3 separate regions of the Mus musculus genome follow, and all the other regions are linked to region 1. A link is a contact called in ENCODE POLR2A ChIA-PET data. All regions are on one chromosome and are shown on one strand. Each heading gives the region's core, a stretch centred on a gene start or an enhancer-like site at or near the end of the contact. The rest is flanking DNA. Distances are from core to core; before and after follow the strand shown.

Evidence for each region. ChIA-PET counts read pairs that join two places held with the same protein, here RNA polymerase II (POLR2A).
Region 2: POLR2A ChIA-PET joins it to region 1 with 20 read pairs in embryonic stem cell. The contact joins the promoter of Cltc here to the promoter of Ska2 in region 1. POLR2A ChIA-PET finds 5 or more read pairs at or near these places in 4 of 5 experiments (Patski and embryonic stem cell).
Region 3: POLR2A ChIA-PET joins it to region 1 with 23 read pairs in embryonic stem cell. The contact joins the promoter of Rad51c here to the promoter of Ska2 in region 1. POLR2A ChIA-PET finds 5 or more read pairs at or near these places in 4 of 5 experiments (Patski and embryonic stem cell).

Annotation. Positions count from the first base shown.
Region 1 is chr11:87,107,379-87,111,915 of GRCm38, reverse strand. Ska2 (spindle and kinetochore associated complex subunit 2) reads right to left here and starts at 2,655. Exons shown (of 4, transcript NM_025377.3): 1 at 2,612-2,655. The coding sequence starts at 2,644. It overlaps Prr11 (proline rich 11), which reads left to right and starts at 3,202. Exons shown (of 10, transcript NM_175563.5): 1 at 3,202-3,275.
Region 2 is chr11:86,755,530-86,760,066 of GRCm38, reverse strand. Cltc (clathrin, heavy polypeptide (Hc)) reads left to right here and starts at 2,500. Exons shown (of 32, transcript NM_001003908.2): 1 at 2,500-2,819. The coding sequence starts at 2,778. Gm42085 (a long non-coding RNA gene) reads right to left here and starts at 2,354. Exons shown (of 3, transcript XR_880101.3): 1 at 2,191-2,354.
Region 3 is chr11:87,402,631-87,407,167 of GRCm38, reverse strand. It overlaps Rad51c (RAD51 paralog C), which reads left to right and starts at 2,662. Exons shown (of 9, transcript NM_053269.4): 1 at 2,662-2,864; 2 at 4,312-4,537. The coding sequence starts at 2,747. Tex14 (testis expressed gene 14) reads right to left here and starts at 2,103. Exons shown (of 31, transcript NM_031386.2): 1 at 1,998-2,103.

The DNA.
Region 1 (4,537 bases), core at 1,406-3,905:
TATCAAAAAAAACAATGAGAGGAATAAAATGTTTCTTTAAAAGTCAGAAGTAAACCAAGAAACAGAATCCAAGTATCCTATTACACTGCCTTTGTGAACAATCCCAAGTGGGTTCACTAAAGGAGGCCAGGAGACAAACACCTCTCAATCAGTTAGTGAAGGGAAAACATTAGTGAGCAAAGGTTACCCTACAATGGATGAGCTTATTCCGCCATTAGTAATGCTGAAATGATGAGAAAATACATTCTCATTAGTTTCACTGACCTTCCTTTAAATGATCCAGTTCAGCAACTCAGGCAGATCAAATCTACTAAACAATGGGATACTAATCCTCAAATCCTGGGCTACAAAACCCAAATTTGGGAATATTTAACTCTGCTAACCAAGCATTGGGTTTTAAAGACAAATGTTAAAAGGCAAATTTAATTTTCTGAATTAGATGTCAACACAGGAAAAATATCAAATAATTTATTAAGATTAGACTTTTTACCAAGTGAAGATAACTACTGCCTTTGCAAAGATAAATAGGCACTCCTATTATATATGCAAGGGCTCCTTAGCAAACCTTTTAAGTATTGTAAAGACCTACTAATAAAAGACGATTGCACAAGGAATCATTTATCTCTGGCTTAGAAAGTAACTTTCTCAACAGGTACTGTTTTTAAAAGAAAGGAAGGAACATGGCAATGTGAAGATGAAATGTCTTTTGTTGTCTAGTCAATAAAAAGCAGTTAATATTGAAAATCATGGTTAAAAATAATGTTTTTCAAGCCCTTGGTTATGAAAAAAAGTTCAGTAACTTGAAAATTGTAAATGCTACTACCATCAATGTACTTCAGGTTATGTTACAAAGGGAAAAGCTGTTTTCCTTTGATCCTCTGAAAAAAGAAATGTTAAAGCTAGACCATAATTTATACAGTATCTAAAATATGTTAAAGTTCAACAACCTCATAACTTCCTAAAACTTACCTTTAACAGGATGTTTAACTTGTATTTTCTTTAAGATAATTTGCTCAATATTTTTTAAAAGTTTGAGAATTGATTGCAATGGAAGGGTTAGATAAAGCTCAGAACTTGATCCACCAATTACAAAAAGCAACCCGTTAAAAACACAGAATTAGCCTCTAACAAGTAAAAATATCTCCACCTATTCCAGTGCAAGGAATTCATACTATGGGAGAGGAACAAGAGAATTTACATGCAGGTTGTTTGATAGACTCTAACCACAATATTTAACATTTTGTGCGTATTTTAAGATGGTAATCACACACCCACACACGAAAAATTCTTAAGTCAAATATTCATTTTTTCAAGATTTGGAAAGCAGCAGAAAATTCTTCTCCTCTTCTCTCCCCCCACCCCCGCCCCCATCCCCACACTCCCTCCACAAAGAAAGTTTTAAAATACAATGTTAAACAAGACTGGAAATCTTTCTAATAAAATGTGTTTGAAACACCTGAATTAATTAACCCAAGAGAAAAGAAACTGAGGCCTCACACCTTCTGGTGTGGGAATGGGGAAGTCGGGGTGGTACTCGCTATCTTCCAGGATCACCCCAAAGTCTATTCCAAAGCAGAAGTTACAAACTCAAGATTTTCCTTGGAGAGAGTGGCTCAGACACAACGGATACCTACGCAGAGGGAAAAAGGGCAGACTGCAGATGGAGTGTTTTACTTTTTAATATTAATCTTGGTATTTTTTTAAAAGGGGGCTGGTGGTCCGATGATCAATCTGGAAGAAAAGTGATCATGCAAAAAGAAGTCTGAAGACAGAACAAGAAAACTAAGAAAAAAGGCGCGGCGATCTAGCGGGCAGTGGAAGGATGGGAGGGCGGGAATAAAGAGAACACTGATGGAGAATGACAAGGCCACTCGGCTGGACGCTCAGTGCACTCCAGCCTTGCCCGCAGCCGCTGAGGGCCTTCGTCCAGGGTTCTCCTTGCACAGAGGAAAGGAATTGAGCATCTAGGAAGCAGAAAGCCGGGCCTGGGGCAACGCCGCTCGCGCCCCGGGAAGGAGCTCCAGGCTCGGTCCCCGCGGCGGCTCCTCTCCCAAGCCGCAAAGAGCCCAGTCTGCGGAACCGCGGGCAAGTTTCTCGTGCAAGTCTAGCATCTTCTTTCAGACTGTCCCAGCTCGCCTGCGAGTAGGTGCATGGTGGACTTGAATTTCTCCGCGCCCCTAGACTTCTGCCCCACCTCATCCTCCATCCCCCTTTTCGGGAGACGTAAACGACCTCTCTCCTCCTCCGAGCTATTAAAGACCGTTCCAGTCACGCTTGGGCAAGGAAGGTAGAAATTCGTGAGGCGGTATCTGTGCCGGGCGCGGCTCCTGGAGCCGATGAAGGAGAAAACCAGGACCAGGGAATTACAAAGGCCCCACACCCTCAACATCTCCCGCCATTTCCCTCACGAGTTCCCCGGATGTAACCCCTTCCCCCGCGGCGGTTAAGAGACCAAGGCGGCGGTAGCTCCCGTAGGTGCAGAAAGAAGGAACTCAATTCAGGTTCCAGCTTCCACAACCCAGTTTCAGGAGACTCTAAAATGCGCTTCACCTTCTAGGCCATCGGTGGAGCACATTAATTACCCAGTAGGTTTCCTTCACTCTCCACTCACCATCAGTTCCAGCTTATCGACCTCCGCCTCCATATTGAATAGTTGACATTCCTCAGACCGCTGAGGCGCTTAAGCTGTAAGCCGTGCTAGCACTGAGGCCCTCCATTGGACAGCTGTCACTCAACGTCTTGCGCTCATTGGCTAGTACGTTCCATCGGCGCCCGCCCATTGGCGCCTGGGTAACGCCCCTCGTTATAAAACGCACTTTCCTGTTGGACAAAGACACAAAACGCCGCAGGGGGATTGGCTGCTGAATATATGAATTTTTCCATTGGCTGCCTTATGGTCCCTACTTTCAAGTTCATACTTGGAAAAGAGTTTGCGATTGGTGTACTCGGAAGCAGCAGCAGCCAATGACATAAAAGCTTCCACTGCGGGCCTAGGCGACGTGACACACCTCCTTTTCTCTCCGGCTTCCCCGCCCCTTCTCGCCCGCCTTTCCTTATTCATACAAGAAGCGCCTCAGTTCCGATTGGCCAGGATGTGATGCTCTTTTGGCCAATCGTAGTCCAAGCTGTGCTTTGATCCTTTCAAGACAACGAACCCTGTAGAGACCACGTCTACGATTGGTCGCTCGTCGGCAAAGATTTAATTTTGAAATTTTCTTTATGGTGTGGAAGAGGCTTAGGCCCGAACTTCGTCTAATCCCCAGGCTCTTAGACTAGTAAGTGCAACGACGTTTTTTCTCTTTGTTACCTGGTCCCGTCTTCCGTTACTCGAACTGTTGATGACTGGGTTCTTATGGAGGTGGGGTCTTGAGCTGGACAGGGAAGGGAGATGGAGCAGAAAAGGAAAGGTTTCGGGCAGGAGAAGAGCTCCGCTGGCAACATCTGAGACACATTTTTTATTTAACACTGCAATATATAGTTTGAAGTGATTGCCTTTTTGCTCAGTCTTTGTCGTAACTTTTTGCTTCTCAAAGGGGGCCCACCGACTGGCGGTAATTGGCTTCTCTGGGCGCTAGCGAAAAATGCAAATTATAGGAATCTACCCAAATTTCCTATCACAATGTTTATTTAACCAGATGCTCTCCCCAGCCATTCTTCAGCGCATTTACGTTTATGGAGAAGTATTTTATGTCAGGTAATTTTACAGTGTTCCATGATGCAAAATGACTTCTGACATCTACTTTAAAAGTATACCCCTTTTACTGTGTGTCTAGTAGTGTGCTGGGTAAGACTAAGGACCTGTGGTCACTCTGAGAAAGACACAGGGAAGAACCGGGTGGGGTTGGGGATAGCAATGCTTCACGACTTAAAACAAAATTGACTATAGGACAATGGCAGAGATCATGCTTCAGCATTCAAGGCAAACCAACTAAACTGATGATGGAAATTAAATTGACTAGAGGGGGATGTAAAACATGTGTTTTAGAATAGTGATGATGAAGTAAATCTGTCACTTATGCTGCTGCTACAGTTTTAGAAGTGCCCCTGGCCAAAGACCTTTCCATATAACTGATGGAGTTCTTAAAGAACCAGCAGTGTCAACTCATGAAGAAGACTAATTATATTGTTCTGAGACAGGAGCTTGTGTATCAACAACTAACCCAGACTTTTTTAAATTTTATTTTTTCAGATAAGGATGTATATTTAAATATAAAACAGAAATATTTTAAGTACTATTAAGTGTTTCAAAATACCTGTCTTTTTTGTTTGTTTGGTTGGTTGGTTGGCTGGTTGGTTTTGGTTTTTCGAGACAGGGTTTCTCTGTATAGCCCCAATTGTCCTGGAACTCCCTCTGTAGACCAGGCTGCCCATGAACTCAGAAATCCGCCTCCCTCTGCCTCCCAAGTGCTGGGATTAAAGGCGTGTACCATCACTGCCTGGCTTCAAAGTACCTGTCTTAAAACAAACCTTTCATTTTGGGTAATTGTATAAAGCCTGTTAAAGTTACTATAGCCCCATAGTCTATTAGAAAAAGTCA
Region 2 (4,537 bases), core at 1,251-3,750, 350 kb after region 1:
GGATAGCAGGATTTGTTTTAGAGCTTATCAGGTTATCTATTTTAAGGTAGTGCTTAAAACCACGCCTTTTAGGTATAGCTTAGAAAACTTAGTGCCTCAGTGTTTGGGATTTCTTTTTTCTTTTTGGTTTTACATGATAGGGTTTCTCTGTGTAGCCCTGACTGTCCTGGAACTCACTCTGTAGACCCGGCTGGCCTCAGAGATCCGCCTGCCTCTGCCTCCCGAATGCTGGGATTACTGTGTTTGGGATTTCTAAACCAGGAACTGTCCTTTCCCCTGTCTCTGTCCTGCTGGAAATTTAGCCAGCACAATCTCATTATAATCATCTTTTATTACAGCAAATTACTGATCTTTAAGAGGCATGCCAGTTTGGAGCTGTTCTAGTTTGGGGGAACAAGGTCCTGCTATGTGGAACTCTAGATCTTCCTGCCTCAGAACCCTCCAGTGTGAGGATCACAGGTGAGCACCACAGTGTCCCCAGCATTGGGTAGCATTATCATTTACACTATTTTTCTCTTGGAAAAAAAAAGGGGGGGGGGCATTAACTGTTTAAGGTGCCTTTGCTGAGTGAAATCTGCTTAGTCATTTTAGTTGCTTTTACTGTTTTTCTCCAATACTGCCTTTCATATTTAGGCTGAGAGGAGAATCTGGCAGGCAAGGCAGCAGTCCTATTAATAAGCAGAATGATTTGGGATATCACCATCTACTTTTCTTCTTTCTAAATGATTTCTGAAAACAACTCATTCTTGAAATTTCTATGTGTGATGACAAAGCAGTCTCAGCGCACTTTTTGGTTAGGTATTCCACACCAAGGAAGTAAAATCAACTGCTCTGGGGATTTGAAATGTCCTTTCATGCAGGGTCTGTATGAAAATACAAGGCCCTTGTCAATAAATTGAAATGTGGTGATCTGTTCATGGTGAAGCTCTTACATCCCAAATTCTGAGATTGAAAGTGCAATTCTATTAAGCTACTGACATTTCTGTAATAAAACAGTAACTCCCTTAGGATTTTAATTTAAAATTTGCCCACCTCTAGAAAAGGACAAAGTCTTATGAAAACAATCTTTTCAAACATTGCAGGACAGGGCACATTCAAGTGCTTAAGTGAAATTATGTAAACACAAAACATCCTAAATATGGTGGCAAGGCTCTTCTTCAAGGGTCTGTTGTCTGCCTTCTCACTTGCCTGGTTCTCCTCTCAGCCCAGATATGAAAGGCAGTATTTGGGGGGAATACTAAACGCAACTGAAATGACTAAGCAGATTTCTCTAAGCAAAACCGCTTACGCAAAATTATTGTACACCCAGTGGTTGTCTTATGTTCTTTAGGTTGAAAGGGGCATTGAAAGTAATTTCCTCAAGAACTTTCAGGGGGATTAAGACGAACTATGTGGAAATGAACTCTCTAAATCTTCCTTATATTGGTGCTATTGTGAGACATTACACCTTACACTTTAGCAAGAGCTCTGGGGCGGCTATTAATCGCTAATGAATGCTGCAGATAGCTTACTGCTGTAGGAAGGCAAGGTGCTCCGGTTTTGAAGGGCTTATTACATCGCCCACCCTGTAACTACAGGTAATGGTCCTACTACCATGTATGACTAACAGTCAATCCCTCAGCTCCAAGACAGCCCCTGAGGTTTCTTTCCCTAGCCATCCTTTGATCTACATCTTTTAAGCTTTTTCCTGTGGCCGAACCCTCCAGTTCTCGAAGGCCAAACTGATCTCTACACTAGGCTGATCTAAGTCCACCAAAATGTCCGCGGAAGCGCTCTCCAGGGGCCAGCAGGAGATTCTTCTCCCATGGCCTTCCCTGTCCTTTGAGATGGTTTATCTGAGGATCTCGAGGAGCCATCCGGCTCTCCTGGCGTCAGAAGGGCGTGCGTCAGGGCAAGGAAGCTTGCAGCTCAGTACGGTCCCCCTCCCTGAGGTGTCAGCAACCACCCACTGCGCGAAACCAGGCGGGGGAGGCGCGCCGCAGCCAGCCGCCCGAGGAGCTCTGCGGCGGGGCCGTTTCCCTTAGTCACCGCGGCACCCACGCCGCGGCCTTCTCCTCAGGCACTCGGTGTCCTCACGCCCAGGCCGCCACGCCGGCAGGGGGCTCAACCGCCACCTCCTCCCCAGGAGCAGCGGCCAGTATCTTGCCTCTCGCCCTCCACTCTGGCAGCCTTCAACCGACCCTTCCCTACCCGCATCACGTGCACCGGGAAGTGCGTGGGTGGGTCTTACAGCGCCTACGGAAATGACGTAGTTCGCCCCGAGTCGCATGATGTGGCAAAATGTTAAAAAAAAAAAAAAGTGGGAGGGGGGAGGGGAGAAGGGAGAAACCGGAGCCTGGGGAAAGTGATGAGTCTAGAAAAAGTAGTCCCTCGGTTCCTCTGTTTCCCCGCAGCCGCATCAGCGAAGAGCGCTCCGCGCACTGCGTCCCTGAATCCCTACGCCCGACCGCGGCGCGGCGTCTGTGGAAGGCTACATAAGGCGGACGGCGTGAGGAGACTGGGCGGAGTTCTGCCTCGGGATCCTTCCGCAGGGCTCAGCCGTTTCCGGAGTCTGCGCTGCTCCCGGTTCCGCCATTGCGGCTCTCCCGGCCCCTGGAGCCTCCGCCCCCGACCCAAGCTCTCTCGTCTGCCTGCCAGTTCCCTGCGTCCCCGGAGAGTATCCCTCTGAGCCCAGCCTCCCCTCCCCTTCCCCGTCTCCTCCTCTCCCTTGGAGAGCCCGGGCAGGCACTGCCCTGCAGCCCCAGTGACAGGAGGAGACCATACTCCCCGACAGCGCCATGGCCCAGATTCTGCCCATTCGCTTTCAGGAGCATCTCCAGGTACGTGTGAGTCGGGGCTGCTGAGGGACTTTTCGAGGGTCGTGGGAAGGAAGAAGCTAGCGGCCTGGCCCGAAAGGGATCGAGAGAAGGGGAGTGGGGGGTGTCGGTATTTGGCATAGGTGGAGGAAGGACAGTGTCTTAAAAGCTTAAAGGGTTAAATGATATGAGACTAGGATGGAAATGACGAATCGGAGTGCAAAGGGCGGCGAGGCCAGGCCTTACGTCTGACGACCTCTTATTCTGCTTCCTGGATTGCAAGAACTGCGCATACCAGACCCCCCTTCCCATTTTACTCAGTTCATTCATTTGGGTAGGGGCTAGGTGGGGGAGCTTCTCGCGCGTTTCTCCCAGAGCAAGATTTCTCGTTAACCCTGAGCGACGCGGGGCTGTCACCTTCCCTTGGTCTATTCCCATTTCTACATCGAGTCTGCACCCAGGAATTGTGTGGCGGGTGGGTTGGGGAGGAGCTGCATCCTCCCTCTGCAGCTCACCACTGAGAAAGGCACCTTGGGGTTAGGGTAGCAGTGGCTCGTGGCTTGCCTTCCCTGAATCTATAAGGAACCGAAGGTCACACTCACTGAAGGAACAGAAAGAAGATAGAGGGGCGGCAAGGGGCGGTGTCAGTCTCGGTGCCTGGGGTCAAGGTCCCAAGGGGAACGCGCATATTTTTCCTTTCTTGGTTTCTTCAGAGGGTTAGTGTAGCTCTTAGGCTCACTTTGATTCTTGCAGGTAGGGAGAGTTATTTAGAGGTTATTTATGGCCTTTTGGAATTTAGCAGGTAGTTGTGGGATTACGGCAGGAGTATGTCTCACAGGACTGCGTGGAATTCATCAGAGCCGGGTTTAAGTGCATACCTGCTCTGTGTCAGTACCTAACAAGTTGATCTGTAACTGGCTCCTTTTTAATAGTCTGGGGCGTCCCCCCTCCGCCCCCCACTGCACCTTATCCTGGAGTCAATACACCATTGTCTAACCTGGCAACCTGCCAGCAGTTGGCCTAGGCAGGTGACTGTTGGAGGGCTTCGCTGAATTACGCTTCTTCTGAACTGCTGATTTTCCTGGTTCACTTGTCCCGACTCTTTGACATCATAATTTATTCATATTAATTTACTTTCCCTCAAGTATCCCCATAAAGAAATCTGCTTTCAGCTGCATCTTCTGAAGGGCTAATTTCATGAGGGGGAGGTGCAGTGATCCAGTTCAAATATTGGTAACTTATTGAGTGCTTTATCATTGAAGGCAATCTGATTTACTTTTCTTCATTGATATACATAAAAGATGTTTGATAATAAAGAGGGTTAACTAAAATTTAGCACCAAGTAAAATAATTAAATATTTCTTTATAGACTTTACCGTGTTGCTAACATTAACGAATTATTTTACTTTAGGACTTCTTTGCCCATTAAATGACTTGAATACATTTTCTTCAGTCATCACTAGTTTTCAAATAATTCATCTGATTTTGGCAATAAGATCTCTATTTTGTAAAGGTCTGAAAAATGTCAAGTGACAATGCTGACAGAGAAGTTAATTTTTGTTCTCAATTCAAGCTTGAGTTTCCTCTGTTAAGAATATAAAGTGTTAGGAAAGCACTGTTCTGGATGTTAGTGGACAGTGGGCTCTTCAGGCTGAGTTAAGAGGGAGGCAGCCTGTGTACACTAACAACAGAAAAAAATCTAGCTTTAATTAATTGCTTGCTTTAATTAATTTGACCATGAT
Region 3 (4,537 bases), core at 1,413-3,912, 300 kb before region 1:
TGACGTGTGCTCACATTCATAAGTAAATAAATCTTAGTAATTTAGTTTTCATTTTATGTGTATTGTTGCTTTGTCTGCATGTATGTCTGTGTGAGGTCGTCCAATCTCCTGGAACTGGAGTTACAGAGTTTTGAGCTGCCATGTGGGTGCTGGGAATTGAACCTGGTCCTCTGGAAGAGCAGCAGATGCTCTTAACCACTGAGCCATCTCTCCAGCCCTATTATCTGTTTTTGTTTTGTTTGTTTGTTTGTTTGTTTGTTTTGAGACATAGTTTCTCTTGTGTAGTCTTGAGTGGCCTCGAACTCAGTTGAGATTAGAGGCGTGTGCTACCTCTGCCTGCCCCTTTTCTCTTTCTCACTACCTTCTCACCTAAGAATCCAACTGCTTTATAAATATTAAGCCCAAATTCTCCCTGGGGAATAACATCTAATAATAACCGAATACTCATATATAAATCCTATGTAAGCTAAACAATGTACTTACATAAACCATATTTTGTCCAGTCCTACCAAGCTTTTTGAGTCACCAAATGGGATAAATACATTCTCCTCCTCCAAGGAGAGACACGGAATTTGGAGCTTGCTCCAGATAGTAAACAGTTTTTTAAGTTTATGTTTCAAGAAAATGGTGCTGTTTTTCCATCCTCATACTTTGAATGACGTGTCTATGCACATTTAAGAGCTGTGACATTCTCTACACTGTTCAAAATGTCGCCACCTTCCTTAGTACTTGAATGACTGATTTGGAGTATTTAAAGCTTCAATTCCTGAATAAAAGTCCAGGCTAAGAATCACTGGCAGGGAGGGGAAAGGTAGTACAGCAGGTAAAGGGCCTGGTTGCCAAGCCTGACAGCCTCAATTCCATCTGTCCCCAATACCACATGGGGGAAGCCGAGAACCAATTTCTCTCACCTCCAGTCTAGTAATGTGGCCTGTGTGTCACACACAAACACAAAAGAAATGTAATAATAAAGAGTCGTTGCTTTAGCTGAGCATTGGTGGCACTGACCTTTCTTTTGTTTTGGGGGTGGGGGGTTCCAGACGGGGTTTCTCTGTGTAGCCCTGGCTGACCTCAAACTCAGAAATCCACCTGCCTCTGCCTCCCAAGGGCTGGGATTAAAGGCGTGCACCACCACTGCCCGGCTTTTTTTGGGGGTAGGGGGTGGGGGTGGGGAGGTCGCTGGCCTTTCTAATCCCAGTACTCAGGAGGCAGAGGCAGATGAATCTCTGTGACTTCGAGGAGAGCCTGCTCTACAGAGTCAGTTTTGGGAGAGCCACGAAAGAAACCTACACAAAGAGGTTGTCTTGAAAACCCACAAGTTAAAAAAAGAAAAGAAAAGAACCCGGTGTGGTGTCGCACACCTTTGATCCCAGCACTCAAGAGGCAGAGGCAGGCAGATTTCTGAGTTCGAGGCCAGCCTGATCTACAGAGTGAGTTTCAGGACAGCCAGGGCTACATAGAGAAACCCTGTATCGAAAAACCAAAAAGAAAAGAAAAAAAGAAAGAAGAAGTTGTTGTCAATAAGTAGTGCAAAAGCAGGGAGAGTCGCGTATTCCTATATCCCATAATTTAGAAAGTTTAGATGCTGTCTTCAAAAAAAATGCTAGATTTTTTTTTTTTTTTGAAATGTGAGGTAGGTATGACACACTTTTTTTGGTTTTGTTTTGTAGCTCTGGCTGTCCTGAAACTCACTCTGTAGACCATGCTGTCCTCGAACTCAGAAATCCGCCTGCCTCTGCCTCCCGACTGCTGGGATTAAAGGCGTGCTGCCACCACTGCCCGGCACGACACACTTTTTTTTTATATCATCTTCCGTATTTCTTGGGCCTTTAAAGCCACCTTCCAAACTGCCAATCTCCCCAAAAGTTCTGATGTGGAAGCAGTCACTCCCGCTCCGTCAACATCCCCGGTCAACTCTACTAAAGAGGTCCAGCTCCTCCCTCGGGACACCAGAGGCCCAGGCTAGACCACGAGACGACAAGGACACGATAGCTTACTTTTCCAGCTACTTCTTACTCTAGGCAGGCCTGCCGACATGAATGCTCAGAAACCGCCACACTCTGAGGGAGCTCCGGAGTCCCGGGGTCACCCACCGGAAGCTGTGCGTGCGTGCGTGAGCGGGCGAGTGCGTGGACGCGCGCGTGGGCGCCAACCACTCCCTACCGCAGCCCCCCAAAGTGGGAGGCTGGCCCACAATCCCCCGCGAGGGCGGGAAAAGCAAGGGGTCGCCTGGCAAGGGTCAGGGGACACACAACAGACCTCCTACAAGGGTTTTTTGAATTTTTCACAGCAGGAAACTGCCAACTGGTCAGTTTCTGGTTGCTGCGTCTACTACAACTTCCATCCAGGAGGATGGATTCTTGAGGAACCCGTGAAAGAGGGCAGAGCATGGTGAGGAAATATGCTGTACAGGGTTCACTTGGCCTGGCTACCGTCTCCGCGTCTCCGGCCTCTTTTTTTGTTTTTGTGTTCACTGTCAGGCTATATCCGAAACGTGACTCGGACGAGTGAAACTAGAAGACAACCTTACATGAAACCAGTGTGTGGGATTTCCTCAGCAGCAGCAAGGCCTCGTGAGTCTAGGCCGCGCGAGCCCCGCCCCTTACGCCGCGCGTGTGACGTCACGCCACTGACCCTCCCCCGCGGGAGGGCGGGGTTTGGGTTTCCAGCGCTTTCGCGCCTCTTGCTCTACGTCACTGCGTGCGTAGCCGCCGAGCTCTCAAAAAAAAAAAAAAAAAAAAAAAAAATGCAGCGGGAGTTGGTGGGTTATCCGCTGTCTCCAGCGGTGCGCGGGAAGCTGGTGGCTGCGGGGTTTCAGACGGCGGAGGACGTCCTAGAGGTGAAGCCCTCCGAGCTCAGCAAAGGTAACGACTCCCAGCTGCCAGCTGATGCACCGCGGCCGCTTGGCGCCGCCTCCGTCTTCGTTCCGCCGCCTCCGCCAAGCCGATCTTTTGACACCGCTGAAATTCTCTTGAGCTTGGAACTGTGTGGAGCAACGTTTACTGATTGCTTTCTCCGTGCTCGCTGGATGCTTTGAGGAGTGCCTCACTTAATGGTTTAAGGAAGGCTCCTCTTGGACCAGGGTGTCCAATCTGTAGATGAAAGAACCGACTTCTCATCTTGAGGTTTCATGATAAACTGGGTTGGGAAACAATCACAAGCCATGTAATTCTCCTTGGTCAAAGATCCTGGGGGGCGGGGGGGGGGAATTGAAGTTGAAAAATAAAGGATTAGAGAAGGACTAGAGATATTTCAGTGAGAAAAGCAATAGAACATTCCCTTAGACCAGGAGAAAGCTCTAGAAAGACGTTCGTGATTCACAGGAATACTGCCTCCCCCCCCCCCCCGCCCTGGCCCCCGACTTTTCTCAGAGTTCTTTAGGTTACAGATAAGTGGGAATCACAACCGGGCAGTGGTGGCGCACGCCTTTAATCCCAGCACTTGGGAGGCAGAGGCAGGTGAATTTCTGAGTTCGAGGCTAGCCTGGTCTACAGAGTGAGTTCTAGGACAGCCAGGGCTACACAGAGAAACCCAGTCTCAAAAAACAAAACAAAAAAACCAAAGTGGGGACCACTGCATCCTTAATGTTCACAAATCCAAACTTCGTTGTAGTCACCCACTGTGCCAGTAATACTATGCACATCTCTTTGATGGTGATCAAAGAGGACAGAATGGAATCTGGTTTGATTTTTGTTTAAGTGTTGTGTATTGAACTCATGGCTTTGCCAATGTTAAACACTACCACAGAGCTATACCCCTAGTCTAATTTTACATCCCAGCGATGATGCTAACAGAGTAGTAGCAGAATGGGTAGAGCACTAACTAGCTATGTATGCCCAAGGCCCTGGTTTTGATTCCCCAACTGCTAAATAACTAAATAATTGGATAATTCATTTCTGTGTTAGACTTTTGTTTGTTTCAAGAAAAGGTTTGGGGGCTGGAGAGATGGCTCAGCGGTTAAGAGCACTGACTGCTCTTCCCGAGGTCCTGCGTTCAATTCCCAGCAACCACATAGTGGCTCACAACCATCTGTAATGGTATCCGATGCCCCCTTCTGGTGTGTCTGAAGACAGCTACATGTACTCACGTATATAAAATAAAAATAAATCTTTTTAAAAAAGAGAGAGAGAGAAAAGGAAAGAAAAAGGTTTCTCAGTGTAGTCCTGACTGTCCTGGAACTCGATCTGTAGACCATGCTGGCCTGCCTGATTTCCTAGTGCTGGCATTAAAGGCATGGGCCCCCATGCCAGGCTCTGAGTTATACTTTTAATTCTCTAATGTCAGGTTTTCTTTTTCTTATTTTATTTATAGAAGTTGGGATATCTAAAGAGGAAGCCTTGGAAACTCTACAAATTCTAAGAAGAGAATGTCTCACAAATAAACCAAGATGTGCCGGTACATCTGTGGCAAACGAGAAGTGCACAGCACTGGAACTTCTCGAGCAAGAGCATACCCAGGGCTTCATAATCACCTTCTGTTCAGCACTCGATAACATTCTTGGGGGTGGAATACCCCTAATGAAGACGACAGAAGTTTG